2 separate regions of the Homo sapiens genome follow, and region 2 is linked to region 1. Evidence: read pairs that join two places in POLR2A ChIA-PET (ENCODE). Cell type or tissue: PC-9. All regions are shown on one strand. Each heading gives the region's core, and the rest is flanking DNA. Links, peaks and the distances in the headings are about the cores only. Region 1 overlaps SPARCL1 (SPARC like 1). Region 2 overlaps DMP1 (dentin matrix acidic phosphoprotein 1).

Region 1 (12,823 bases), core at 6,766-9,265:
TGATTGCACCACTTCCAGCTTGGGTGACAGAGCGAGACTCAGTCTCAAAAAACAACAACAGAAAATCATAATAGGAATATTATTACTTGGAGTTAATATGCTGAAATATACATAACTTTTTTGTATGATACTGAATCCGCCTCATCTTATGTATTTATCACTAATTCAGTAAAATCTTTTCAAAAGTAAAATTTAAGCAATTCCTTTATACCATGACTGTAACCTTAAATCTATTTCAAATGCTTCTAGGATATATTACATTTCAATAAGAATGCATTTTACCCCCACTAATGACAAATGTAAGCATAAAATTTTAGAGGTGAAATGGACTTTGTAAATCATCTGTTGTCACTGTTTTATATTCTAGAAGAGGATAAGGGTCACAGGAGTTAAAGATAATTCCAAAGTATTAAAGGGCAGACATGGAGCTTACATCTCCAGATCATTTAACTTCAAATTAAGTGCTTTTTCTACTGGTTGGTCCCTGGGTTTATTCTACACAAATAAGGAAAGTTTCAGGTCTTAGGTAATTCAGTTTTCAAGGATATGTGAAATTTGAACATTCAATTACTCAAATCAAACAAAATATCAATAACTAGTGGTCCCCCAAAGAGAATGTTAGCCAGTAATTATTGGTATCAAATTCTCCCCAATTAAATCTAAAGAATTTTCAAGTTTTTGTTTTGTATTAGTTTAAGTATTTCCTAAGGAAGCTTTAAGTATAACCACCTGATTTGGATTGTAAGGAAAAGGAAAAGGAATAGAAATCTACAAAAAAAAAAAAAAAAAAAAAAAAAAAAAGTAAATTGTGAATGAAACTGTGAACACTCTCTCTTGCTTTTTCTCATTTATTCATACATTCACTCATCCTTCCACCCATCTATCCATCCATCCCTACAATATTTACTGAGCAATTATTCTATATCTAGGGTTTAGGGATAGCAGTAAATGACACTTAGAGAGCTCACCTTCTATTTGGTGGAGATTAGAATCTAGTGGGTTCAATATAATATTTTCTTTCAAGAGGTATGGTTGTTCTTCTTAATTTATCTAACTTAAAGCCCAGGAATCTGTCTTAATGTGTTGATAGTTTTTACAAATCTACCACTTTCCCTACAGTAAGTGTTACTTTCTTTGCTTGCTTTGAAGATACTAGTCTGCCATCTGGTGGTAGGAAGAGTTTCCATTTCACAGAAGAGTGATTCTTTTAATTGTCATATAGATTTAAATAAATTTAAATTTAAATGTTAACAGCGATTCCTAAGTTCTAATTATAAACCAAGACTCCAAGATTTTGCATCAGTTTAAAATAAATCTTGCCAGGGCACGGTCGCTCATGCCTGTAATCCTAGCACTTTGGGAGGCCGAGGCAGGCAGATCACTTGAGGTCAGGAGTGAGTTCGCCCAGCCCAACTAACATGGTGAAACCCATCTCTACTAAAAACACAAAAATTAGCCAGGCATGGTGGCTACACGGGAGGCTGAGGCAGGAGAATTGCTTGAACCTGGGAGGCGGAGGTTGCAGTGAGCTGAGATTGCACCACTGTACTCCAGCCTGGGCAACAGAGAGAGACTCTGTCTCAAAAAACAAAAACGAAAACAAAAAAAACAAATTTTAGCAAACAATAGGGAAACAATGCACCTAGTCCTGACTAGAACCAAAATAATTAGCAATTAATTATAAGTGCAAGAATAATATTTAGAATTTAACAGCTGGGATTCAATCAGAACAAGTAAAAACATTAAAGGAGAAGAAATGTTCTATTGAGGACTAAGTTTAGTGACAAATTTTTAAAAGTTGAGAGAAACACAGTTTGAAATTAAATGCAAGCAAAGGGAAGGTGTTTATTAAATTTAGATATAAAAACAGTTACACAAAATCATGTTTGTATATTTAAAAATATTTAGGAGATCAGACAATATTAAGCAAGATGTAGTTTTAAAATGTTTGTGAGCTGGGCATGGTGGTGTGCACCTATAATCCAGCTACTGGGGAGCCTGTGGGAGGTGGGAGGATCACTTGAGCCCAGGAGTTTGAGACTAGCCTGGGTGACATAGTGAGGTCCTTGTCTGTAAATAAGGGGTATGTGAAGTTTTAAAATGTATGTGATTTTTAAAGAAAAAAATCATTGCTTAAATACTTATCCAAATTTAACAAGGCCCCAATCTGTGTTGCAGCATCATTATTTTAGACTAAAATAATTTTCTACCCGCAAATTGCCTTGTGCTTTTCAAGTCTGCACCCATGCACTTGCTGTTCCTCTGCCTGAAATGTTTCATCCATTTGTCTTCCTTCAAGACCTGGTTCAGATACTGTCTTCTCTGAAGTCTTTGATCCATAGCTTTGTATTTGTGTCTCGAAATACTTATCAAATTACATTGTAGTTTCCCTTTATGAGTCTCTCTTCCTCATCAGATCTGAACTTATACTGTTTGTACCTCAAGCACTCACCGTTGACTCTATAATGTAGTCGACTTACAAAAGTGTTATATATAGAATAAAGGCAACTCTATTGTGTATTTAGCATTGTTCCAAACTTTATTGAAAAAATGTTTTAAGAATCCAGATATTAGGAGAGCCTGGAGAGAGTCCAAACAGAAAAGCAAAATAACTATTTTGCTTGAACTTGGGAAAAAGTTATAGAAAGCTGGGGAAAAAAAATCTTCTTAGAGAAAGAAAGCAACAAGGTGAATTTGAAAAAGCAAAAGAATGGATATTATAGAAAGAAGTATTCTCTTCATAAAGAGTAAGCTCGTAACGGTCAAAGTAATTCAGCACAAACACCTTTTTAATAGTAAGTGCAGAGAAACACTGCGAGAGGGCACTGAAGATTTGGAGGGAAATTTGCTAGCCCCTTGTCACGTTCCACTATAAGCTATATGGGAGAGAAGTTTGAATAGCTGATTCCTGGGGACTGCCTAAAGCCTCATATTTCAGTATCAAAATTTGGAAAGTTTCATAACCACCATCCAACAAATAAATCCTTTTAGCTATTTCAGATTCCCCAAACCCATGCTTACCAGGGGCGGTTGCGGAGGTAGGGGAAAGAGGACCTGAGGGAAAAATGGTGGTACTTGTGGTGGGTAAAAGATAAATCTCTGTAAAAAGAAACATGATGTCAGTCATTTCAGACAATGGCAGACTTTTAAAATGATGAATGCATTATTTAAAAATACAATTAGAAGTTCACCTGTTCACTGGAACTTTCAGCATATTGTTCGAGCTTGCAAAACAATAACAGCAACAAGGTAAAGCAGCATATGGAAATACATTATCCACTAAAGAGAGGTTTTGTTCTAAAGGAGAATAAGTAATAAGCCACTATGGAGCATTATACCCATCAGTAATGTAACTTCACTTCTGAAATAAAAAGCAGTTGGATATCTAATAGGGAAAAGTTTAATTAATTTTGTGCAATGATTTGGAAGACCAAGGCTTTTTGCTTTTAAATTTATATCCAAAGAATGCTTTTATTTACATTTCTTAAGATTAATTCCATATTACATGAATATTTCCTTTTGTAAATCTTTGAATGGTGTTCTTGATTTAGTTCTCAGTAGTTATAAACTCAAAGTGAAGGGAGTGTGGAAATGTACACTTAAGTTCTGCACCCCAAACACAAATTTTGAAAGCTCCCTCACTTCTTCAAAAGCTCCTTTGATACAAAGTGTGCAGGGGAGAGAGTTTCTTGCCTACTTGGTGCCCTCATATTCAGACTAGTAAACCCAGATTAGACTCAGTGGATCTCATTTGTATATAGTCAGTTGATGACAAAATGTCTATATAGGTGAAGTTAATGATGTTCTGGGATTACAGTATTTCATATATTCTTAGATGCTATCATTGTCAAAAGCACCATTATTTCATAAATTACCAAAAAAGAAAAGCGCTGCTGTTAAGCTGCCGTGACACTTTATCAAATTGTGTTTTTAAGACACAGCTCAATTTCAGAGCTGCTGAAATATCAAAAAGTACATATTAGAATTAATGAAATATGTATACTGCAGCATTCCCATCAGCCTAAAGAAACAGGCAATACAAATTGTTTGGAATTTTAGACCACGATACTTGCCAGCTTTGGCAAAAAGGATTGTGGTCTAAAGAAACAAATTAGGTTTGTTATCAAGGGCACTATAGATGAATGTAGCTTTTTATCCAAATCTGGTTTTCAAAAATTGGACTTTAAAGGTGTGTCTGTATGATCACTCAAATATAATTCAGGCATAAGTTGTTTTTATATTCATAATTTAGTAATCAATGTAAGTTATCTTAAATATTTCCTTCTTTAAAATCAAATCTACAATGAGGTAGATAGTCCTTTGGTGTCAGAGCATTTCCATGTAACAGCCTTTTAAGAAAACATGAGATGGTTTGGGGCAAGGGCATTACAAATGAAACTCAATTCAAACTGCTTAATTTAGACCTGGGTCACTGCAGAATATTTGTTCTATATCACTGAGTTTATTGAGAACATCCTATCTTTCAAATAGGACCCTTCTCTGCCTTAGATGCATTAAAAAAATCATCTCCGTGCAACTCTGAGGTGTTCCTAGGACTCATTTTATAGACAAGGAAACCATGGGTTAGTTCAAAGTCACACAGCTAGCACATGGCATATGGAGCTGAGATTTGTACTGGGCAGAGTCTTGGACTGACAAAGAGTGGTGAACTCCTAGTTCTATGACTTTCCTGGGTTCCGCTTTCCTCTTTTGTGAAATGAAAAGATAAGACCTGCTTTCTAGCCGAGAAATGCGATGACTCTAAATCTGAAATTGAGTCAGCAGCTGAGGAGGGTGTACTCACGGGGATGGGCAGAGCAGTGGCAGTGCTCAAAAGGCCAGCCAAGATGAGAAATTTCATTCTAAAGGTCGAGCCTGGAATTGAAGGGGTAGGAGATCATTTCGAGTTTTTTTCTATGTAAGTCCTATTCCTATTTAGAGGTGTTGAAATAGTGGTCAAGATAAATCCTGCCTCCAAACATAGGTTTTGTAAGCCTACAAGAGTGTTTTTAAAAGCTTTGAATTCCTTAGACAAGACATGCACTGTTTAGCTCCCAACATAGCCCATTACTTTCTACTTTCTTATAAAGTTACAGTTCGGCCTATACACTGTACATGTTTGGTCCCTGAAGTTGCGTTTGTGATCTCTACACACAAATCTTTTTTTTTTTTTTTTTTTTTTTTGAGACAGGGTCTTGCTCTGTCACTCAGGCTGGAGTGCAGTGGCACAATCATAGCCTCCTGTACCCTCGAACTGCTGGGCTCAAGTGATCCTTCTGCCTCAGTCTCCCAAGGAGCTAGGACTACAGGTGTGCACCACCACACTTGGCTAATTTTAAAAAAATTTTCTTAGAGATGGGGTCTTGCTATGTTGCCCCCCTGTTGCAAGGATGGTCTTGAACTTCTGGCCTCAATCAACCTTCCCACCACAGCCTTCCAAAGTGCTGGGATTACAGGTGTGAGCCACTGTGCTCAATTCTACTCACAAATCTTTAAACACCAGTGTTACATCATGCTTATTATTAGTAATTGATCACTACTGGCTAAAATGAGAGGAAAGTTTTTATGTAATACACAAATAAATCCACCTGAAGCTTGTACCTCTGTGAGACTTACCAGGCCTTCATATAGTCTGGTTGCTGTTATTGCCAGTTATAGTTCTCGGGAAGGAAATTGTATGGGAAAAATTTTGTAAGATGTAATGGGTTGGTAGAAAATCAGCACAATATGAGTAAATTCAGATTCAATAAAGGAAATCAACTGGCCTTTTATTGGTCCATTGGTTCTGAAAGGAGACATTTTTATGTTTTAAAAATCGCACTTAATTCAAATTAACTTACCTTGTGAGTTTCAAACCAAATCACTGTATTCTGGAATTGGATTTTGAAAGAAAAACAACTTTATCATGTTATTATTAAGACTTATCTCCAGCATTTGAGGCAAGTTATATCTATAAATCACACTTCATCTGTTATATATATCTAAAACCCAACTCTGATTTCAATCTTAGTGCTACTTTGCCTGAATTTAGGCAACTTATTTCCCTTTTCCTTTTTCATGTTTTTTCTTTGTATTTTTCTTCTTTCTGGATTCAAACACTAATTTCTTTCTTCTTATTAGAAGTGGACCTGTTAGAAATCATTAAATTACCCAATACAAGAATATGTTACATTCTTTTATCTAGTGCATTAGAATCAGTCCAAATTATACTATATATCTCTTCAATTACCTTTGCTTCAGTGGCCCTTGGAGCAACAAATTCAAGGAGCAGTGTGATCACCTAGAATCTCTATGCCCATCTAGTATTTAAGCCATGTTACTAATGCCTTTATGGTTATGGGCAATATGAGTCACAAAATTCAAAGCTAAACTGAATAATTGCTTTCACACCAGGAGCTCCAACTTCCAAAATATCTCAATTACACAGAGGTAGACTTACAGACTGATTACTGAGAAAATAACTGAGAAAATAATCTCTTAGGTTGGGATTAGAGTATGTCTTTATCACAAACAACCCACAATTAAAAATTGTGACCACCAAGAATATTAACGTGCCTCTATAATAGATGAGCTAGCTGTACATGTAAGAGCCTTAAATGATACAGAAATTTAAGGTTTGAGATTTTCTCTTATTAAATATTTTTCATTTCAAAATGAATATTATTTTCAAACAAAATTTTTTAGTAGATATTGAGGTGGTTTCCTTACCTTGGTGTTAAAATCACTTTTCACTATTCTAAAATATTTTTGAAAGTTGTCTGAGGGTAAAAGATAATTTAGGCCTAATTAATACCTCTGAATACAACTTCACTGTTCCCAGCAACCTAGTTTGTAATTAGCTAAGACCTTTTCAGCTTCATATAAAAACGTTCTGAAATTTGGAATAGTTCCTAAAATTATTTCTGTAGTTGGAAAAAGTTACAAATAATACTTAATTCGATTTTGATTAATCAAATTGAACTTAATTTTTTAGAAAGGACATAGTATGATATGGTTCTAGTTAAGGTAATTGGCCAGGTGTGGTGGCTCACGCCTGTAATCCCAGCACTTTGGGAGGCCGAGGTGGGCGGATCACGAGGTCAGGAGTTCGAGACCAGCCTGACCAACATGGTGAAACCTCGTCTCTACTAAAAATACAAAAATTAGCTGGGCGTGGTGGCGCACGCCTGTAATCCCAGCTACTGAGGAGGTTGAGGCAGGAGAATCTCTTGAACCCAGGAGGCAGAGGTTGCAGTGAGCTGAGATTGTGCCACTGCACTCCAGCCTGGGTGACAGAGCAAGACTCCATCTCAAAAAAAAAAAAAAAAAGAATAAGTAATTTATTGAGCTATGAAAGAGATAACGAATGAAATTTTGAAATACTCAGAGAAGATTATTCTGATAAAAAAATAAACTATTCTGTAAATATCTTTCAGATAAAATTCCTAGGGGCATGTTCTCTCAGTGACTATCACAGATAAGGTTTGTAACAACAACAACAACAACAACACATTTTTGATTATTTGAAAAAATAGTAAAAGATAATTGTATTGATATCTTTCATTTCAGCTAGAAAAATATGTAAAAAACCATTTTCTTTCAAATAGTCAAATAAAGTGAGTGACATGTCCTTTTATTGCCTTACTTCAGAACTTGGAAAACTATATTATAATGTCATATTTTTGTGATCTAGCTTTTACTGTAATAGTTACCAAAGAAGAGCGCAAATAAAAAGACAAATTTTTGCTTATGACAGGTTTTTCGCTATCAATTTACATTAATAATATTTAATCTCTTTCTACATTGGACATCAAGACGCTTTATGGCCCTCTACCTGTTTTACCATTACATTTTCTTTATTGTGAGGCAATGATTATGTGAAATTTTTGCAGGGCCGCCCTCTTCCCCAGCACACATGCTCAACTGCACAAAAAGTTAGAATTAATTGGATCAAGCAGTGCATAATCTTTCACATTTTATTTTCATTTATTTATTTTTTGAGACAGGGCCTTGCCCTGTCACCCAGGCTGGAGTGCAGTGGCACAATAGCTCACTGCAGCCTCGACCTGCTGGGCTCGAGTAATTCTCCTACCTAAGTCCACCAAGTAGCTGGGATCACAGGTACATGCCACCACCCCTGGCTATTTTTTTAAGTTTTCATAGAGACAGGGTCTCTCCATGTTGCCTAGGCTGGTCTTGAAATCTTGAGCTCAAGGAATCCTCCCGACTTGGCTTCCCAAAGTGTTGAGATTACAGGTGTGAGCCTCTGCACCCAGCTTGTTCTACATTTTATATCAAATTTGGTAAAAAAGCACTTGATATTAGTTTTTTTCTGTTTAAACTTACATAATGATGAAGGACATTAATGAGCACCTCTTATCTTGCCACTGAGTATTTGTTTCCTGTAAGAGATGTCTCACACTTTTTTCTCAACCACACACACACACACACACTTAAGGTAGTAGGGTTTAGGAAGCACAATTATAATTTGACATGAAGTGTGAGTCTTGGGTTGATCTTTTACATTTGATTGTCTAAATAATAACTGGAAATACACTTGCATAAGCATTTGGATTTTTATGGACTCTTTATTAGGGTATTAAGATATTGAAAATAATACACGTAAACCACAAAAGAGTAGCATTCCATTTTCTTGAAGTGCACATGATATTATGAACAATACAAATGCATTATTTTTATCATTAATAGTTTAATCATTAATTATCTCATAAGTCAATGCAGAGAGTGAAATTACTATGAATTAAACTTCTGTTCACAATGTACAGTATTTTGCATATGTTGACTTTACTTAATTGTACATTTTTGTTTCCAAAGTTAATGTTAAATACCTGGTGCATAGGTTGTTGTCAAGCAATTACTCTCATTGTCTTGTCATACATGCTAACATTTTGCTAAATATAAATCTACAAGTATCACAGCTGCATATATTTCTGAAGTGGTTAGAACAGAGGAGGATGCTGGAAAGTTGAGTTCTTTAAAATCTTCGTTCAAAACAAGAGATTTTCATCTATGTCCTCTATAAAAAAACAAGAAGCAAAATGACACTTTTAGAAAGTAGCCAGAGTAGTAGCACAAACAATATTAGAGTTGGGGGATTAGAGAAACCATCTAATAAGGCAGTATAATGGTGATCCTCAACTTTGGTAGGACAGCAACATCACTCATGAACTTTTACAAATATGTATTTTTAGGCCTCACCTCTGGACTCTAGAATCAGAATCCCTAGGGGTGGACTAATGGCATGTAGACGTTTAGAAAACTCTGCAGGTAATTTGGCTGCAGGGTTGAGAACCACTGATAGAGGAAGAGCAGGTTAACGGGAGGTCCAGCCAAGAAGTGCCCAGTATACTAATCTAGAAGGTGAGCTGAAAAATAATGGAAATAAATAGAAGTGTAGTGCTAGGTTATTCCAGTTTTTAATTGAGTAGCTTGTGAAAGAAATTGTCGCCATACCTGTGGAAGAAGACAGCATCCTCTAGCAAATATAAGATCACTCCTTACCAACATGGCCCACCCTAACAAACTATTATACTACTCTGTGTGGGCACTAGGTAATTTTCCTGCTAATAATCTTTATCTAGCCCAGAGAATGGGAAAGATTATGGACTTTGATTTTTTTTTTTTGAGTACTGGCTTCATATGTAAAATGGAGATAATAGCTTCATTAGTTATACGTTTACTTATATTTGCACCCATAGCCTTTGTCTTCTTTCTGTTGCTCAGATAAGAGATTGTCCTTTTTCTTGACGTTAAGGCTAATTCCTCTACCTATGCTCAAGATCTCTTCTGACCTTCACAAGATTCTCCTTTTACTTTCCTCTTTTTTTCTTACATCCTTCTTCCACCTTTCCTTTTTTACTAGACCCTTCCATTAGCATTTAAATATGTTTCATATTTAGCCTCTAGAACAGTGCCTGCATTTATGTAGACCATCTGTAAAGATTTCTCTCTCTCTCTTTTTTTTTTTTTTTTTGAGACGGAGTCTCGCTCTTTCACCCAGGCCAGACTGAAGTGGCGCAGTCTCGGCTCACTGCAAGCTCCGCCTCCCGGGTTCACGCCATTCTCCTGCCTCAGCCTCCCGAGTGGCTGGGACTACAGGCGCCCGCCACCACGCCCGGCTAATTTTTTGTATTTTTAGTAGAGACGGGGTTTCACCGTGTTAGCCAAGATGGTCTCGATCTCTTGAACTCGTGATCCGCCTGCCTCAGCCTCCCAAAGTGCTGGGATTACAGGCGTGAGCCACCGCGCCTGGCCTGTAAAGATTTCTTGAGCAAATGAATGAGTAAATGAAAGGAGTGCTCAAATCTCTTTTATTCTAAAAAATGCTCCCCTTTTTTAGAAAATGCTCTGTAGCTTTTCTAGGTCTTTCCTGCACTCAAACATCCACTCCTTACCCTTTCTAATCTCCCTTTTCTTCTCAACCCATAGAATGTGACTTCCATGTCTACCATTCCACCAGAACTACTCTAACCAAGGCTACCCAGGATATCCTTATTTCTTTCAACTTCTTTGACATCTCAGTCGCATTTGGCACTGTTAATCTCTTCCTCCTCTTTGAAACACCTCCTTTGCATGGCACTATCCTGGTTTTCTTCCTTCATTTCAGGAGAAACTTCATTCTCCTTACTGAATTCTTTCTTCCTCCCCTATCCATCATCTAGATGTTGTTGTTTCTCAGTGCAGTGTTCAATCCTAGACCCCTTTTCATGTAACTCAATGCGTTTTCCTTGGGAGAATTAATTCCCTTCCCTGGTGTCAATTATTCTCTGTATGCTTATAATCCTCAAATATGCATTTCAGTTCCAAAACCCTGTCTTGATATATAAGCGGCCAACAAATATATATAAAGTTCCACGTTACTAATCATCAGGAAAATTTAAATCAAAACCATCTCACAATAAGATGCCATTTCACACCAGTCAGAATGGCTGTAATTAAAAAGTCTAAAAACAACATGCTGGTGAAGCTGCAGAGAAAAAGAATGCTTAGACACTGGTAATGTAAATTAGTTGAGCCACTGTGGAAAGCAGTTTGAAGATTTCTCAAAGAACTTAAAACAGATCTACTATTCAACCCAGCAATCCCATACTGGGTATATTTATAAAAAAATCATTTTACTAAAAAGACACATGCACTCATATGCTCGTTGCAGCACTATTCACAATAGCAAAGATATAAAATCAATGTAGGTGCCCATCAGTGGTGGGCATGGTAGGGATAATGGTAGTTTTGATGGAGTGGTAGAGATAATGGCCAAACCATAATTACTTTTGCATGAAACTAACACTTAGGAGGCAACCTAATACTTTACAATTCAACGTATCTAAAATGGAATTTGTCATTTACTCCAAATCCACTTCTGTTCTTGTGTTTTCTCAGTGGAAGATGCCTCTATTTACCTCTATTTACCCTGCCTGCTCTGAGCCAGGGACCTAGGCATTGCACTTCTCTTTTCAGTCTCTCACCTGTCTGCTCTCGGCTCCCACATATTTCCTATCAAATATTGTCTTATTTCCACATGCTATATATTTGAGTATGCTTATATCTTAAAATATATCTTGAATATGTTTACTTCTCTCTTTTTTTCCCCTTTGGTCACTCCCCTAGTTCAAGTTCTCATCAGCTCTTGCCTGGGTTTACCACAGTATTCTCTCAACAATTCTTTGGCCCCACCACAATGTAACCAGGAGAATCCATCTTAAATACAAACCCAGGGAAATCACTGGCTTGTTTGAAACACTTTGGTGGCCCCCCAGTACTCTTAGGATAATGTCTTTAAATGGCTTAGGGGAACTTGCGTCATCTGAGTTGTTTACCCTGTTAGTCTCACTTGGAGGGTTTTCTGACGATTAGCATGGGTATGTGTCAATGCATGGTATGCATGGGCACAAAATAAATGAGGATTCCTGCACCTGTTACCTGAACCCCATTTTTACAGATAAGGAAAATGAGACTCACTGAGGCTAAGCAACATGCCCTAATTCACACAGCTAGTTAATAACAGCTATGTGAGGAATATATGAGCACGTCTATCACAGGCAGTTAAAATTCAGGAAAACATTGGCTAAACTTTATCTTCTCCTGTAGATTTCTCAGCCTTGAAGGAAAGAAGGGTATACTTACAAATAAATTTGTTTTTCTTTAGCTACATTCCAAAGCAGTAAGTTGTTTACGTGTTCTGACTGAATATTTAATATCTGCTTTATTGGTTTATTATGTGATAATTTTTTCCTTTCTTCAAAATAAGGCAATGATGGCCAAACCACAGTGCACAAACAAGATCATTAGCAGCTTTGTAAATGACTGGATTTTAAGCCCTTCCTGCTCCTCCCAGACAACCGCCCAGCGGAGCCTGGGTGAGCTTACACACTGAAGAGCTGCCAGAAGCTTTGCAAAAGGAAGAATGAGATGCAACTGGTTTTCTTAAGTAAAATGGCCTCTGTTTAAATTTGCCTTTTTATCAGTCCTTTAAAATCACATGTCATATAAACAGGCATCCATAAATACATCCTATCCCAGCTGAGTTTTCCCCTCTAGATAATGGTGGGCAGGGCAGGACAGAAGGATATATTTGAATTTTTATAAGTACTCTGCTTGTATCATAGATGTTAGAAAGACAATTGACATCCAACCCCCTGTGGTCTCCTTCTCCTCCTCCTGCTGTAGCAGGATTGGTCAGTGTGACCAATAGAATGAGGCAGAAATCATGATATATAACTTCTGAGGTTAGGTTATAAAAGACATTGGGGCCTCAGTCTTGGCTTTTTCTCTCTTTCTGCCTGGTCACTCGCTCTGGAGGAATCCAGATACCATGCTGTGGGCA
Region 2 (12,823 bases), core at 3,565-6,064, 180 kb after region 1:
GAAATTCTCTAATACACCGCCTTCCAAATGGATGGAACTCAAGTTGTTTATTTCCTTTTGTTACGTCATCTCACTGTAGAATGACAGCATGTAGAATGTAGAAATAACATTAACCAATCACTGAAGAAGAACTCAAAGTTCTGGACTTTTAATTGCAGGCTTGTAGCTGTGGTTCACATTTATTATTCAGAATATGGCTACTGCCTATCTGCTTCTACTCTTTTTTGAATAGTAGCCAAAATGTTTATAAAAGTTTGGAGCTCTTGTTTGGAAATGCACTTCACAAAATTATAATTATTTTTATCAGAAATACCAAATGCAAACCTAACAAGGGGTTTAAGATCTGATTTTCTTTAATGCTTACAGTTGGACTATATTTTTTGGGTGGCAACATCAGCTCTCTCAGAACTCTAGAGTGTCTTTTATTTTAGTTTACTAGACTTGCATCTGGGAAATTATTGCTTTAGGTCAGGATGCTAACGAGTATTTCTAGAATCCTGAGCAAGTTAGGGCATCTTTCTTGTGTTTTAGAATCTTCCATCCCTAAGAAACTTGAGCACTTGGGGCATGCACTTCTTTGTGAGAAAACACAACGTTCATTGGTTTAGAATAAATGCACAATGGCATCCCCAGTTTTCTAATTATTTAGATTAGAGAAGCTAAAGAAAATACAAGAGAATTCAATAGTCATTGACCTTCTGTCAAGGCTCTAACATTTGCTAGCTTTCAGAGAATCATGAAATTATAACCCTATTCAAATTTCACTTTGAAAATTAAAATGATGAGGTAACTTTCATTTGATCTGTGAAACTGAAAGCATTGAAAGGGTTATTTTGAGAATATCATATTTGAGAAAATTTTGCTTTCCTGAAGAAATAAACCTAACACATTTTTTAAAAAGTTTTGATTGTGGTATCTAAAGAGAAGTAACATCTATTAAATTAAGCTTGATTTTGGTATAGTTAAGCATTTTCATATGTTTTTCTCTGTTGATATTAATTGAAGGATTTTTAAAAGAAATTAAGATAGTATCAAACATAAGGACTGATATACACTATGCGAATTAGAATAAAGAAAGTAGCACAAATTAAGAATAACTATGCTGAGGAGAGATAATGCCCATAATATACATGAGAGGTTGTTTGACCATTTGAGTTGTGTGAAAGCAGAAATGAGAAGCCTGTTCAGGCTCCTTATCTTAGGATTTCTATTATTTTATTGAATACATTAAAAATAAGATTAGATGACTTCTTGAGCCCAATGTTTCAGACAATATTCAGCATATTCAGGCATTATCGAGTGATATATATATATATATATATATATATATATATATATATATATATATACTTTTTTTTTGAGATAGGGTCTTGCTCTGTCACCCAAACAGGTGTGGAGTGGCACGATCATGGCTCAGTGCAGCTTCAACCTCCCTGGCTCAAAGAATTCTCCCCACTCAGCCTCCTGAGTAGCTGGGACTACAGGCACGTGCCACCAAGCCTGGTTAATTATGATATTTTTAATTCTTAGATCAAGTGTTAAAATCTCTTGTGGAACTTTAAAAACAAACCTATTCCTGTGCCCACCCAAGTGAATGGATTTATTGCCCTGGGATGGGATTTGTGCATTGGCATTTTTAAAACTCTTCCCAGTTGATAGTAATATATATTTAGGGTTGAGAATCTTTGGCTTTTAACTCCTATCATTATTTTAGGGGCCAAGGGAAAACTTCCCCCTCACCCTCTGAAGGTTTGCTGAAAATCAACTGACAAAATATAGATTAATAGGAGAAAAGGAATACAAAATTATTTTTATGTGACACAGGAGCCTTCAGAACGAAGACCTAAAGATACAGGAGAAACTGTCCATCTTTATGCTTATGTCCAACAAAACATGGGCAGCCATGTAGAAATATGATTGGACAAAAAGGTTTTGACCTTATACTAGTAGACCAAGTGGGGTGGCCCAGCAAAGCCTGTCCAGATTCTTCTTGGCCTCTCCGTGCAGCATTTCTTCCTTCTTGATATGGGACAGGACCTTCTCTGCAATGCGGGTCTTATGACATACAATTAAACTAGGGGGGTCAGAGAATTTCTTTAAGGCCAGTTGTTACACAGAAAGACAGGGGGACTTAGGGTAATATTTTCAGGTTTTATTGCTGGCTTTGGGGAAAAGAGGTTCTGGTTTCTATAACCTGCCTTTGGGAAAGAGGGATTCTAGTTTCTATGGTTAGTCTCAGGGGAGAATGAGGGGCCAGAGATAGGAGGGCAGGGGAAGGTCAGAGAGAAGCTTTTGCTTCTGAGGCTGCTTCTGAGGCCTTCATTATGGAGTATTGTTTTCTGAGTTCCTATACCAGTAAACTATTGCAAATCAAAGAAAATGACTGAGGTGAGTCTCAATTATTTTTGGAGACTTATCTTGCCAAAATTGAGGATGCACCTGGGAAAAATGAACACAAAACTACCAGAAACATCTATGGTCCATGTTTGTTTACAAAGAGTCCGAGGACTTCAGTATTTAAAGGGGAAAGAACAGGCAATAGGAGAAAGGAAGGACAGATAAAAGAGGCAAGTGGTTGCATTCCTTTGAGTCTTTGTTTAGTGCTCACTGAGCCCACATTTTATATGTGAAAGGAGAGGGTAGAGGAATAGTCAATTATGCATTTGTCTCATGCTCAGTGAATCTGCATTTCTACATAAGATAAAGTAAACATAGACTAGAGGAAGCTGTCAGACATGCATCTGTCTCAGGTGAGAAGAGGAATGACTTTTAGTTCTGTCCTTTGTCCTGAACTTATGAAGGTAAGCTGTTAATTTACATTGTGAGGGTGAAATTCAACCAGACTGTTTTGGGGTAAAGATCTCAGGGCCCACAGGAATTTCCCTGTGAGAAAATTGTGAGGGAGGTATGTAGCCTTTTATCCTTGTAGCTATCTTTTTAAGAACAAAATGGGAGGCAGGTTTGAGTGACCCAGTTCCTAGGTTGACTTTCCCTTTGACTTAGTGAGTTTGGGGTCCCAAGATTTTATTTTCCTTTCACAGTATACATTTAACATTTAAAGAAATGAAACAAATCGACAAACGTGAAATAAACTTGCAGGATTATTTGTGAAATGTATGGAAGTTCATCAGACAAGTATGCTAGGGCAGCTACCAGGGCTTACTAGTGCAGGGTAAATTGCGTTCCTTAAACCATTTCAATAAATTTTTACTTTAGCATCTAGTACTTCTATTTTTAAATACAAAACAAAGTGTTTTCCAAAGCAACAGCTCTTGAAGTGTGAAATGAAGTTACCCTCCAGAAAAATAGTTTGATTTGGCGTGTTTCTCTCAGCATGATTTACAAGTGTATCCCAAACCTGTAATCTTCCCCAAATCCTTCAGTACTGTGAATGACAGCAAAAATAATTTAGCATAATTATGTATAATGTATGACTAAACGTGTCACAGTAGATATTAAGAGCTTTCTGAAGTTGTAATATGAAGCCTACTCTAGCGCATCTCTTGCAGATCACAAAAAAAGCAAAAAAAAATCTATTTTGTGTAGACATTATTATGCAGTCATAAATGTGACTTAGAAGCCATTGTGTGTGTGTGTGTGTATGTGTATGTGTGTGTTTGTGTGTGTGTGAAAACAAATGCCCACCACCTATCACTGGTGTCAATAAGTGTAGTTTTTTAGGGAGAATACATTTGCTAGGGTGCTCTGCCATACCAAGCTGCATAATTATTGTAAAAGGGAATGGATAGAAATTTCTATATTCCTCTTTCTTTACTTTTTCGTCAATTTATCATACTTTATGTGTTAGCGTTTGTACATCTCCTCATTGAAACATTTTCAATTTATTTCTTAGGAGTGAGGTTTTTAAAAACCACTTTGTTGAGTTATAATCTATACACCACATACTTCACTAATTTGAAGTGTATAGCTCAGTGGTTTTCAGTATGTTCACAGAGTTGTGCAACCTTCACTACAATACATGGAACAGTTTCATCACCTCCAAAAGAAATCCTGTACCCATTAGCTGTCACCCCTCAACCTCCCATCTGCACAAGCTCTGGGCAACCACTAGTCTACTTTTTGTCTCTGTAGATTTGCCTATTGTGGACATTTCATGTAAATAGAATCATTCCAATGTGGCCTTTTTATCTGGCTTCTTTCACTTAGCATAGTGTTCTCAAGTTTCCTCTACTCTGCAGCACATGTCAGTACTTCATTCCTCTTTATGGTTGAATAATATTCTGTTTTATAGATACAGTAAATTTTATTTATCCATTCATCAGTTCATGGACATTTGGATGAATTTTTAGTAGGAAGAAACTGTTAAAAAGTTGAAACTACTTTATTCCTTTAACATGGAGAGAAACATCTATGTCCTTCATTCCAGGTAGAGGTATCACACCCAACTATGAAGATCAGCATCCTGCTCATGTTCCTTTGGGGATTATCCTGTGCTCTCCCAGTAAGTATTAGGGTAGGGATATATGAAAAAACCCTTTCATACTTAAAACTCCACAATTTTGATTGGCTATGAACCAAGATGGCTGTGTATGTTCCAGTCCAGTAAAAATAGTAGTTTCTTAGCATGCTGTTTTCTTAAGAAATATCATTCAAGGTGTTTTTTATTCTGTTCAGTTGCCATTCACATAGATATCATTCATACTTTTCTTCCCTATAAGCAGTGCTTCTTAAAGTGTCATCCTGGAACCACCAGCATCAGCATCAACTAGGACCTTGTTAGAAATCCAAATTCTTGGACCCTACCTCAGAGCTGCTAAGCCAGACTCTTTAGGGATAGGAAACAGAAATCAGTGTTTTAACAAGGCCTCCCAGTGATTCTGATGCAGCCTAAAATTTGACTATCCCTACTCCTATGTATGAAATGTGTTAATAACTATTGCTTTAGAAATTTCTCTTTGGATTTACCATGTGTACTAAATTTTCTAGGTAACCAGGTATCAAAATAATGAATCTGAGGATTCTGAAGAATGGAAGGTGAGTAGAAATATGACTTTTTGAAATATTTTAATTTTAATTTATTATGAGTATAACCAAATTGATTTCATTGCAAATATTGAAACTGCTAATGACTTCATCAGCATATTAATAAGCTAAGCTATAGAGTTCATAGAAGAAAATACTGCTGTGATTCCAACTTAGTAGTATACTCTGGCAAGGAAGCATATTTTCTGTTAGCTTTCTTCTTATAATGGATGTGTATAATAGTACCAGGGGATGCATGACAATGAATCAAGAGTCTTCAGGAGAGATTATGACTTGAAATCTGTTTTAACAAGAGTTATCTGGTGGGCAAGAGGTCAAGTCCTGGAAGGTGAAAAAAGAAAGAAGAATGAGAGGACACTAGAGTCTCTGGAATGAGAGCTAATGTTGCTAGCATGTTATTATATTGAGAGTTACTAACTCTCAATAACTCAAGAATCATTGCCAGGCACAGTTCTGAGTGTTTTACATATATTAACTTTCTTAATTTTCACACCTCTGTGAATTAGGTATTATGTTTTATTCTCACTTTACAGATGAGAAAACTGATCACAGAGAGTAATTCAATCGTCTAGGTTACATGGTCAATTAGTGTTAGAGCCAGACTTTGATATTACGTCACTCTAGCTCCAGAATCCACATTCTTAACCAGTGTGTCATATCCCTCTCAGGAAGGAGCCAGGTCTAAGAGGTCAGAAAATTCTCAAGATTGGCACTAAGGGTTAAAATCTTATGCGAAATCAGAGCATTTTGTTCACTACTGTGTTTCCTACTGGCTTTTACATATGATAAAGCTTGGCCCCAATGCTTTTGGTGGTGGCCAGATAATGTCAGTGACCTGAGGTGGGGTCCTGTCCATGCCTGAGTCTGGAATAGACTTTGCAGTATTTATTATGAACTTTCTTCAGAGAAATCCATAGGCTGGTTAATTTAAAAGCAGACACTCTAGATCCTCTCTCTCATTTAACCAGAGACGCACAAACATGCCCTGTTCTCAAGTCTAGCCTTGGCATGAGAAAAATAACAATGTCTTGCTCCCTTCCACCCATTAATTCCAAATGATAATTGACTGGAGCACAGCCTGCCATTGTGCCTGCCTGCAGTGTTGCAGGCCAAAGACAGCGTGATTATAGCTCCTTTCCCTAAGGAGATACCCCCAGTCCAGCACCTCTGAAACGCACGTTGAAGACATGTCAATAGCAGCTCCTCCCTGCTCTACTTTGCGCCTTGGGTGTTCCACACAGGACTTTGCCCTCCTCAAGGGGAAGGGGAAGAAGTGATGGGGAGGGGTACCAGAAGTTGCTAAGGCATTCTTATAGTGCTTATGAGACTAAAGATAGTGAAATAAATTAGAGGTATGACTAGTTAAATTTCTGATTTAGCATTTGTTTTTAATACCAGGGCTTTTACATGACTCGAGAAGGGTTTCATGGCTTTCTCAATTCAGTTTTGTTTACTATTAAATTTTATAAGGTGGATGTTATCAAATGGATTTTTTCTTTAGTTTATATCATGTTGAATAAATAGTTTTCGAGATACTTCCATAGGCATTAGCTGGTTTCATCTTCATAACTACCTTGTGGGGTAAGCACAGTGGGTGTTAATTTCCTTAATTTATGAATAAGAAACTGGTGGTCAGACACGTGAAGTGAATTGCCCACCTTCACCTAGAGTAACCAACCATCTCGGTTTACCTGGAACTTAGGGGTTTCCTGGAACACATGACTTTCAGTGCTAACACCAAGATGATTGGTTTTCAGGGCTAAAACCAAAACCAGTGAGTTAATTGAGACTTAAATCTGGATTCTGAGTTTCAATGCTGCTTTTCCTGTGTTACGTTTCCTCTAGGTTGTATGAACGGCCAGGTTCAAAAAAGCATATTTATTTCTGTAAATGAAATATCAGAAATATAAACATTGTCTAGGTCTCTTATATCCCAAGATCTTTTCAAGCCATTAGTCATTTTACTTTCCTTTTGGAACCATTTCATCATAAAATTTCACTATTACTCATGTAAATGTAAGATCTCTACCAAGAAACTAAAAATAATAACCTAAAATTATTGTAAATAATTACAATAATGAAATCCATCTGTGAGGGAGTAATTTGTTTTCCTTCCTTTCCTTTTTTGCAGGGTCATTTGGCTCAGGCACCAACACCACCCTTGGTAACTATCTCATTTACTTTTGTCATAAACATCTCATGAAGTAACTTTAACACTCTTCCAGTTGCCTTTTACAATTTTGAAAGTAGTAAATCCAGACTGGAAGCAATTGATGTGTATCATGTTTTTTTCTTTCCTAAGGAATTACTAAAAAGAAAAGTAAACATTTTTCCCCTTTCAGGAGAGCAGTGAGTCATCAGAAGGCAGTAAAGTTAGCTCAGAGGAACAGGTAATTAAACAGACCTTTCTTAACTTTTCAGGCTACTTAGGAATGGAAGGAAATGATGTTAGATTAAATTACCTGGCGACAGTTCTAAATATAATATTTTCTAACTATGAGTTATGCTGGCTAAAGAGTCCTATAAAGTAAGAAGAGAAAAATGAGTAAGGAGAATTCACATGCAGACATGCTATTCATCTTATTTTCATCACTGAGCCTAGATTGCTGGCACTGTGGCCCCAAATGTCTCTCCTAGTTAAAACATAAACACATGCGCAGAAACACACACACACACTCACAAATGGTCATTGACCATGTCAAACTTGCTCATCAACTTAAAATGTTGCTTTTACAATTGGAGCAGTTCAGCTCAGGTGAAGAAGTGCCTGGGAGCTTCTATGTGTCAAGGATCCTGCTCGAAGACAGAACAGGACAGCCCTGAGGAAACTTTAATGAAAAGAACTGCTTCAGTGATGACTTTCTCTTCGAAAATAGTCCCATCTGTGGGACTGGGCTCTGGGAGTGAGAAAGGCAGACTCAGTTTATATCCCTTAAAGCTGGCATTCTTTTTCATTTTTCTAAGACTAAGTGTTGTTACTTTCTTAGCTATGCTATTGTTTTGACCAAACTCAATCCTGTGGGGCTCCAGAGAGTCCAGGAGCCAGGTTTCTCCCTAAGGCTTTGATCCATGTTGCATTCTACACTTAGCCAGAGTTGGAAGATGAATTATTAGCCTGTTTATCCCTATTTACTTAAGGTTATCAAAGGAACATTCTAGAAATTTAAAAGCATAGAACTGGAGAAATGCCGTTTGCTGGGGACTTTGTGATTTGTTGTCTCAAGGGTCTGTAAGCTTTCAAGTTACGGTAGCAATTCCTGCTTGAGAAAGGGTAATGAGGTATGGTGATTCCTGCAGTTCCTGCTTGTGAGTTGGGTTAACGAGGTATGGCAGGTTAAACCCATGCTCAGTTCCACCATACTAGCATAAAACTCCAGTGCTAGGAAGAGAGGTCAACAGCATATACACAAGTACTCCCAATCACCCAATTACAGACTCAGACATTGATCAGTAGGGATGTGTAAAAACAAAACAAAACAAAACAAAAACTAGCAGGTATGCTCTGTTGTAGGGTATGGTAAAGAGAGCAGATATTTTGGGAGCATAATGTATGAAGACTCACTGTCCTTCCTTACTGGTACAGAGCATCCAATTGTTTTACTTACAGGGCTCACCTCTCTGACTTCCCACGTAGCACTAAGTTGCCTTGTTGGTCACACTAGTTGGTGTCTTCTAGCTGAATCATCTATAGGCAACTTTCTGGTTGTACTAACGAGGTAGAAACATGGTTTGGGTGAAGTATATACCTTACTATAATATTTAATTTTCATTTTAGCTAAAGATTTTATCCTCTGGTCCTAGTACATTTTTCCCTCCAGAAGAAAAAAAATTGGGGTCATTTTAAGATCACTCAATATTTTTAAAAACTCTGTTTCACACCAAACACTTTAATGCATGAGCATTATAAACCAACTCTAATTCACAAACAATTACCTAAGAGGTTTTTTTGTGTGTGTGTTTGTTTGTTTGAGACGGAGTCTCGCTCTGTCGCCAGGCTGGAGTGCAGTGGCTCGATCTCGGCTCACTGCAACCTCTGCCCCCCAGGTTCAAGTGATTCTCCTGCCTCAGCCTCCCAAGTAACTGGGACTACAGGTTTGTGGCACCACAGCCAGCTAATTTTTTTTTTTTTTTTTTTTTTTTTTTTTTTTTTTTGAGACGGAGTCTCGCTGTCGCCCAGGCTGGAGTGCAGTGGCGCAATCTCGGCTCACTGCAGGCTCCGCCCCCTGGGGTTCACGCCATTCTCCTGCCTCAGCCTCCGGAGTAGCTGGGACTACAGGCGCCCGCCACCTCGCCCGGCTAATTTTTTGTATTTTTTAGTAGAGACGGGGTTTCACCGTGTTAGCCAGGATGGTCTCGATCTCCTGACCTCGTGATCCGCCCGCCTCGGCCTCCCAAAGTGCTGGGATTACAGGCGTGAGCCACCGCGCCCGGCCTGCTAATTTTTGTATTTTTAGTAGAGACGAGGTTTCACCATGTTGGCCAAGATGGTCTCGATCTCTTGACCTCGGCCTCCTAAAGTGCTGGGTTATGGGTGTGAGCCACCTTGCCCAGCCCAAGAGTTTTTTTTTTTTTTTTAAGGAATTATATATACAGTATGATTTGAATTTCATAAATGTGATTTCCAGAAAGCTTTTTGAGAAAATGTTGGCAGCATTGAGTGAAGTGTGCCTATATAAAATGGAACCACTTGAGTTTCAATTCCTCTTCCTTCCTATTTAAGCTCTGGTAGAGAGGTTATTGAGTAGTAAAACTGACCGTAGATTAGAGGAGGGGATGTAGGGCGAAGGAAGCAGAAAGACTAGAAAGGCTCTAGATAACTCCTTCTCTATCGGTTCCTGGAATACTGACCATATCTGTTAACCCCAAATTCTAGGCAAATGAAGACCCCAGTGACAGCACTCAGTCAGAGGAGGGCCTGGGCTCTGATGATCATCAATACATTTATAGGCTAGCTGGTGGCTTCTCCAGGAGCACAGGAAAAGGAGGAGATGATAAAGATGACGATGAAGATGACAGTGGAGATGACACCTTTGGTGACGATGACAGTGGCCCAGGGCCCAAAGACAGACAAGAAGGAGGAAACTCCAGACTGGGAAGTGATGAGGACTCTGATGACACCATACAAGCCAGTGAAGAGAGTGCCCCACAAGGGCAAGACAGTGCCCAAGATACCACCAGTGAGAGCAGGGAACTTGACAATGAGGACCGGGTGGACAGCAAGCCTGAGGGAGGTGACTCCACTCAAGAGAGTGAGAGTGAAGAGCACTGGGTGGGAGGTGGCAGTGATGGGGAGAGCAGCCATGGAGACGGCTCCGAGTTGGACGATGAGGGAATGCAGAGTGATGACCCAGAGAGCATCAGGAGTGAAAGGGGAAACTCCAGAATGAACAGTGCAGGCATGAAATCAAAAGAATCTGGAGAAAACAGTGAGCAAGCAAACACTCAAGATTCAGGTGGCAGCCAATTGCTGGAGCATCCCAGTAGGAAAATTTTTAGGAAGTCTCGCATCTCAGAGGAAGATGACAGAAGCGAGCTTGATGACAACAACACAATGGAAGAAGTCAAGAGTGACTCTACAGAAAACAGCAACTCCAGAGACACTGGCCTCAGCCAACCCAGGAGAGACAGCAAGGGTGACTCTCAAGAAGACAGCAAGGAGAATCTGTCCCAGGAAGAGAGCCAAAACGTAGATGGTCCCAGCAGTGAGTCCAGCCAAGAGGCCAACCTGTCATCTCAAGAGAACAGCAGTGAGTCTCAGGAAGAGGTGGTGAGTGAGTCCAGGGGAGATAACCCCGACCCCACAACTAGTTATGTAGAAGACCAGGAAGACAGTGACTCCAGCGAGGAGGACAGCTCGCACACACTCTCCCACTCAAAAAGTGAATCCAGAGAGGAGCAAGCAGACAGCGAATCCAGTGAGAGCCTCAACTTCTCAGAGGAAAGCCCGGAGTCCCCTGAGGATGAGAACAGCTCCAGCCAGGAGGGCCTCCAGTCTCACAGCAGCTCAGCAGAGAGTCAGAGCGAGGAAAGCCATTCTGAGGAAGACGACAGTGACTCTCAAGACAGCAGCAGATCCAAAGAAGATAGCAACTCCACGGAGAGCAAATCAAGCAGTGAGGAAGATGGCCAGTTGAAAAACATTGAGATAGAGAGCCGGAAATTAACAGTTGATGCCTATCACAACAAACCCATTGGGGACCAAGATGACAATGACTGCCAAGACGGCTATTAGCATCAGCTGTCCTAAGAAGCAGTTGTCACATAAAGGAGTCTTAGGGACTTGAAAATGTATCATGATAACTATAATTTATTGATGTTTTGATCAAAAGAATAACCAGATGCCATATTTTTCCTGAAAGGAATTGCTGGACATTACACTTGTTTTTAGGGTGTCATCATTTCACAGAGGTTTAAATACTGTGGAGTGACACCAGAACACAGCCAAAGAGGCTAGAAGCAAGAAAGGATCTGCATGATAACTTTGCAGCTGAGATAGTTCCTAATTCATCAACGTAACAAACAAAGCTATTGGGTGTCCATGATATACCAGGCACTATGCTAGGTGTTGAGAATGTAAAGCAGGTTAAGACTTGTTTCTTGCTCCTGAGGAGCGTATAGAAGGACCCACAAAGCTACAGAGTTAAAGAGGGATATGTATAAGAGAAACAAGAATTGTTACAACCCAGTATGGTGAGTGCCAAGACAGAGAGCTATGAACACGATATCTATCTGGGAACACTGAGAAGGGTGACCAATGCGTTGGAGAACGAGGGAGGGCTTCATAGCAGAAGACATTGGAGTTGGAAGGTTGCATAGGGTTTCCTCATTGGAGACCGGGAAATTCTATTCTTGGGATAAATAATAGTAAATTCTATAGGATTCAATACTTAGTTTGCAAAAGCACTTTGAAATTATGGCACAGTGAGTTGTTTTGGATAAGAAAATCTTTTTCTCCCAATTAATTTACCAATTCATCATTTTTTTTTTTTTGTAGAACTCCCATAAACATCACCTTACTAATCACTGGTGATGATAAGAAGGATTGGGTCAGGAAGAGTGGGAGAAAGAAATTCCTCTTTACGTAGATACTTTTTAGCTTTATTTTTTCTAAAATCAGTTTGCGTGCAATGCTAGAAAAAAACTGTTCTCTGAGTCCTTTACAGAGCAAAATTCTGTATGTAAGATTCAATTGATTTTTGACAAATACCATTTGAAATATTACCTCAACATAAAATACTTGTTTTGTAATAAAGATTATAATACCCAGAAGAAATATGTGTTTATTTGTAATCGTGGTGCTGATTATTAGGATATATTTGTGTTAAGCAACTCTTTCTTTAAAGCATTCCCAAATAGTTCAGTACCTTCCTCCTATTAAAATGAAAGATTTTCTTAAATTATTTCCTGAAAATTTTATTTGTAATTCAGGTAGCATTTGATAAAAATACTATGTGTTGCTTATGATATTTCACTAACTATACCTGTTACAGAACAGGGAGAAAAAAATGAAGTAAACTCTGAATTTTTGTTTGATGCCACAGTAAAAGTTTATGATGTTTAGGCTTAACATTATTTCCTGCTGGTCTCTCAGACTCATTTGTGTAAGTTCTGGAAGCTACAGAGTACCATATTCCTTATATTTTTATTTCTTTGAAAGAAACGACTTCACGTCAGCACTTCTACTTTACAAATGTGTTTTTACTCCCACTTCCACTGCAGTACCTCAGAATTCCCCACAAAATTATTAGTAGAATCCAGAAGACTTCCTGGCCGGGTGCAGTGGCTCATGCCTGTCATCCCAGCACTTTGGGAGGCCAAG

What was found. Peaks named below come from ENCODE experiments on the same cell type or tissue, not always from the same donor. Only the 100,000 strongest peaks of a DNase experiment are listed, where the experiment ranks them.
Region 2: POLR2A ChIA-PET joins it to region 1 with 7 read pairs; 2 of 35 experiments call an interaction of 5 or more read pairs at or near these places.

Annotation. Positions count from the first base shown.
Region 1 is chr4:87,464,788-87,477,610 of GRCh38, forward strand. SPARCL1 (SPARC like 1) reads right to left here. Exons shown (of 11, transcript NM_004684.6): 11 at 8,548-9,016. The coding sequence ends at 8,988. It overlaps SCPPPQ1 (secretory calcium-binding phosphoprotein proline-glutamine rich 1), which reads right to left and starts at 6,263. Exons shown (of 10, transcript NM_001405228.1): 1 at 6,230-6,263; 2 at 5,841-5,870; 3 at 4,805-4,875; 4 at 3,192-3,224; 5 at 3,022-3,099. The coding sequence starts at 4,861. In PC-9, for the core only: no CTCF peak of the experiment used is centred there; no DNase peak of the experiment used is centred there.
Region 2 is chr4:87,652,085-87,664,907 of GRCh38, forward strand. DMP1 (dentin matrix acidic phosphoprotein 1) reads left to right here. Exons shown (of 6, transcript NM_004407.4): 2 at 4,388-4,462; 3 at 4,948-4,995; 4 at 7,136-7,168; 5 at 7,347-7,394; 6 at 9,878-12,273. The coding sequence starts at 4,409. The coding sequence ends at 11,236. All of the region lies in intron 3 of DMP1-AS1 (DMP1 and DSPP antisense RNA 1), which reads right to left. Among named protein-coding and RNA genes, the nearest start is that of DMP1, 8.2 kb to the left of the region's middle. In PC-9, for the core only: no CTCF peak of the experiment used is centred there; no DNase peak of the experiment used is centred there; H3K27ac peaks cover 328 bases.